Regions from separate parts of the Mus musculus genome. Here region 1 is linked to region 2. Evidence: chromatin loops called from intact Hi-C (ENCODE). Cell type or tissue: left cerebral cortex. All regions are shown on one strand. Region 1 overlaps Pde5a (phosphodiesterase 5A, cGMP-specific). Region 2 has its middle 33 kb from the start of Gm4610.

Region 1 (2,500 bases), 450 kb before region 2:
AATCAACAAACACCAGCAACTCCCATAGATATCTCTCAACATCAATGATCTCAATTCTCCAATTTAAAACACACACACATACACTAACAGGATGAATGAAAAAATAGTCCATCTTTCTGCTTCATCCAAGAAACACACCTTAATATCAAGGATTCACATCACCTTAGGGTACAAAGATAGAAAAGGATATTCCAAGTAAACTGACCTGAGGCAAGCTGGTGCAGTCATTTTAATATCTGAATTAAAGCCAAAACTAATCAGAAGAGATAGGAAAGAAAGGCCTTACACACCTAAAGAACGATCTACCAAGAGGACATTATAATTCTTAACACCTCTGCCCCAAACACAAAGGCAGCCAAATTAGCAAAATAAGCACGACTATAGCTTAAATCACACACTGACCCTCACACATGGACAGTGGGAGACTTCAATACCCAGCTCTCACCAACAGACAGGTAATCCAGACAAACACTAAACAGAGAGATGCCAAAGCTAAATGACGATATAAACCAATATTATAAACAGATATTTACAGAACATTCCACCCAAGCACAAAAGAATATACCTTCTTCTCAGCATCTCATGGAGCTTTCTCCAAAACTGACCACATGCTTGGACACAAACCAAGTATAAGAGATACGAGAAAACGGTAATAACATCCTGCATTCTATCTGAAAACCAGAGATTAAAGCTGGATATTAACAACAGAAACAACAAAAATCTTACAAATTGATGGAAACTGGACAGCTCACGACTGAGAAAAAAGTGGGTCGAGACAAAAATTAAGACAGAAACTAAAAACTTTCTAGAGTTTAATAAAACTGAAAACATGCTGGACGGTGGTGGTGCACGCCTTTAATCCCAGCACTTAGGAGGCAGAGGCAGGTGGATTTCTGAGTTCGAGGTCTATAAGGTGAGTTCCAGGATAGCCAGGGCTATACAGAGAAACCCTGTCTCAAAAAACAAAAACAAAACAAAAACAAACAACAACAACAACAAAACTGAAAACACAACAAATCCAAAATCAGTGGACACAAGGAAAGTGATTCTAAGAGGCGTGTTCATAGTACTGAGTCTACACAAAAGCATCGGCAAAATCGCATATTGATAACTGAAGAGCACACCAGAAAGAAATGTTCAATATCCTCAGCCATCTCAAAACTACTCTGAGGTTTCACGCTGCATCTGTCAGAACGGCTAAGATCCATGAAACAAATGACAGCTTGAGCTGGAGAGTAAGGGGAACGCTGCTCCATTGCTGGTGGGAGTGAAAACTGTGTACAGCTACTATGGAAACCAGCATAGTTATTCCTCAGATATCAGTGGGTTGTTCCTCAGAAAGTTGAGTCAATCCACCTCCAGATCCAGCTATCCCACTCGTGGCCCTTTATCAAAAGGATGCTTCATCTTACCAGAGAACCGAGCTTGACAATGGTTACTCTTGCAACACTCACTGCAATAGGAATTTTAAAAGTGGCAGGATTTCTCTATCTCCAGCTATCCCAACTGAATGAAACTGAATCTACTAGAATTATATAATCAAGCTTTACTGCACAGTACCTGGGCAGTCATTGATTTATTCTAATCCTCTAAGCTTATCTGGCTACTTCCCAGCCAAAATTCATGAGATACTTGCATTTTAGTAACGGTCTGGCTCTCTGGGCCTCAGGTATGGTCTCCCATGATGTCTCCCTGACCCCTTCCTCAAGGCCAATTCTCTCTCCCTCTCCATCTTCCTCTCTCTCTCCCCACCCCCTGTCTGGTGGAAATCCTGCCTTATTCTCTCTTCTGTCCAGCCATTGGCTGGCTAGCTTTGATTGACAAGTCAGAGAATAAATGGGAAACGATATTTCTACAAACTTAGAAACAGGAAATACAGTGCCAAGTCCAGATTGCAACAAGATATGGGGGCAGAGAAACCAGTATTTGAACATGGAGAAGCCAATGTACATGGTGCCTACCCAGAGCCCTCACCTCAACATACTAACATCTTTGACACAAGGAGGTTCTCTGTGGGCTATCAAAGGAGAAATGTAAACACAGAAATATTGAACTAGAAAAGCCAGGAGTGGTCCCAGGCCATCTATGTGTTCCAAGGAGCTTTCCAAGTGATTCTGATGGATGTAAAAATATTAGAGCCACTGCATTCAGAGAGGCCATCTATAGTCAATGACATTTACGTGGTCACTGTGGTTATCTTCAATGAAATGCCTTTTTGTGGAACTAGCAGTAACCACCATGCCACATGTAATGGGCAGAAACCACAAGGTCAGCTAGCTGCTTCCTCCTGCTTCAGAAGGATGTGTGTGTGTGTGTGTGTGTGTGTGTGTGTGTGTGTGTGTACATATACACACTGTAGAGGCTCTGAGCATATTTTTGGTTCAAACCATGATTAGAAAACAAGAGAATTTATGAATTTCCTAATAGGATTGTATAGAGACAAACTCTAGATGCATCTTCAGCAAGTGATGAACTAAAATCTTTGTTGAAATCAGAGCTG
Region 2 (2,500 bases):
ACTAAACCCACACCTACCGCCTGGCACATAGCAAGTATACAACAACAGGTCGCTATTGTCTTATTCTTAAAGGTAGCCCTCTCGGTCACACTCTAAGTGGTACTCAACCTGTGGGTCATGACCCTTTCAGGAATTGAACACCCCTTTCACAGGGTTCCCATATCAGATATCCTGAATATAAGATATTTATACTATGATTCATAACAGTCACAAAACTATAGCTATGAAGTAGCAATAAAGACAAGTCTATGGTTGGGGGTGGTCACCGTAACATGAGGAGTTGTATTAAACGGGGTGCTGGAAAGGTTGAGAATTAGTGGTCTCAGGGGTGCCTCTGGGCAGATTTGAAAACTAACTTGCTGAGGTGATACAGATATTAAGTGATAGAGTCCAGATTTGAATTGGAACCCGGATAGCTTCCCGAATCACATCATATACCGTGGTCTAGGGAGAAGTGCTGACTCAGCACCTCTTACCAGCATTTCTGACCTTTTATCATCCTTTCGGTTCACCCAGGGTACCAGCCGTGAGGGTGTGGTTGATGCAACCTGTGCCAATGAAGACATCTTTCTGAAAAAGCAATGTGGCAGCTTGAAGATTTTTGCGGAGAGAAGAGTCTGAGTGAGGGACATCACACTTGCTGGGCTGTGGCCCGTCCTCTGTTATCCCCTGGGCTCTACGGTAACTTCCATAGATCAGGGTGGAGCCTGGGAAGAAGGCAAAGGCTGCAGTTTTAGGCTGTATGAGGGGCCTTGGGTGGGGTGCTAATTGTTCCTAATAATTCCCCAGGTCTCAGTTAAGTCTCAGTTAAGTGTTCCTGTGTGGGCTGTGATTGAAACCAGTACTCTCGGGGACTCAGCCTCACTTCTCGCCATCTGCCAGGTTCTATCATCTCCCGGTCACTTGAGCATCTGGGTCTGTTCAAAATGGAATTTACACCTAAGAGAGGCAGTTCATTACCCACACGGATTCCATGCCTGTCTTTGTCCTTGCCTAAGCTAAATGGATCTGAGAACACGCTCACTGGCACTAAGTCTCTTGCATTTAGACGCTGGCAGGAACTGTGCGCTTCTGCTGAAGTACACTGTTTTACAAGTTGAAACAAGGGAGTTTTTGTAAGCCTACTATTTAGAAAACAAACAAATACAACCCACATACAGCTATTTCAGAAATGCTACCACCCAGGAAAGAAACCCTTCTGCCAAAATGCCACCATATAAAGAAAGTGATTGAAGGGACACCATGAAATGCCACCTCCTTCCTATTGAGACTTGGAAAGAAAAGAAATAGTCTGCGTAACTTTGCAAACATCTTTCCTAACCATTCATCCTTTTAAAAACATACAATGTATTTTATTGAATCATATAATGCTACATTTCTTTATCTAATATTAATAAAGTTACTTAATCACTTCTGTAGCAAGAACTTTTGAGGAGACTGGGGAGATAGCTTGGTCAGTAACATTCTTAGTGTGCAAGCTAAGGGTCTAAATCCAACTCTCAGAACATGTGTTAAAACTGCTGATGTGGGAACGCCCACTTGTGGCCCCAGCAGTTGGAAGAGACAGGAGGGACCTGGGGGTTGCTGGCTACCTGGCCTTGCCTACTTGGTAAGCTCTATGCCAGTGAAGTGGCTTCCAGAGCCAAAGTAGATCGTTCCGGAGAATGACACCCAAGGTGTCCTCTGGCCCGTGTGGCATGTGCCCACATACATGTACCCAACTTCACATATGAATACACACATACGACAATTAAAACCTTTAGGATAGTGATAAATTGAAAAAGAAAAGGGATTTCTGGATTGGCTATTAGAAGACCCATGTTCTTAACTTGAATATTTCTGAGTACAAAAGTGAATAACTTCAAAACTCAGTGGACAAAGGCTATACTAATAGTCTATTCTCTCTCACAGTGTCTGTGGCCGGGAATTTGGTTCTGGCTCATGAGGGTGATGGAACAAGTTAGCTAGAGCTGCAGCCATCTGCATCTGTTCCCACGAGGACCATGCTCACTTCATGGGGAAACTGACATCAGGGACCCTCAGGTCATCTCTAAATCAGTCTCTCCACAGACGCAAGCACATCCTTAAAGCAGAGGGTTGTTATCCCCCAGGACAATCTGATAGACCGTCCACAACACCATCAGTCACTTCCACTCTCCCCTCCTCTCTGCCATACTGATATGGTCCCACAGGCCAGGTGTAACTCAGTGTGCTGGGGAGATTGTATGGATTGTGGCTAGAAGACAATAAGCCATGGCAGCCACCTTATGGGCTCTCAAACTAACCGGTTCTGGGGTAGTTTCTGCTATGGTTTGAATATGTCCTCAAAGAGTCACCTGTTGGTGAACTGTGGACGTAGCTCAGTGACAGAGCCTACCCTTGCCCAGCAAGAGTCTAGGTTCATGTGTTGGAAATACAATTTCCATATTTATATACTAATGGTATTGGAGGTGGAACTTTGAGAAGTAATTAACATTGGATGGGCTCCTGTAATGGCACA

Evidence for each region. Hi-C counts contacts between places; a loop is a spot of excess contacts. Peaks named below come from ENCODE experiments on the same cell type or tissue, not always from the same donor. Only the 100,000 strongest peaks of a DNase experiment are listed, where the experiment ranks them.
Region 1: a loop joins it to region 2, with 2.2 times the contacts of the local background. A loop is called at or near these places in 1 of 42 quality-filtered maps.

What each region holds. Positions count from the first base shown.
Region 1 is chr3:122,810,022-122,812,521 of GRCm38, reverse strand. All of the region lies in intron 11 of Pde5a (phosphodiesterase 5A, cGMP-specific), which reads right to left. Among named protein-coding and RNA genes, the nearest start is that of 4930447N08Rik, 9.3 kb to the right of the region's middle. In left cerebral cortex, no CTCF peak of the experiment used is centred here; a DNase peak (open chromatin) is centred at 1,326.
Region 2 is chr3:122,358,115-122,360,614 of GRCm38, reverse strand. No RefSeq gene overlaps it. Among named protein-coding and RNA genes, the nearest start is that of Gm4610, 33 kb to the left of the region's middle. In left cerebral cortex, no CTCF peak of the experiment used is centred here; a DNase peak (open chromatin) is centred at 1,056.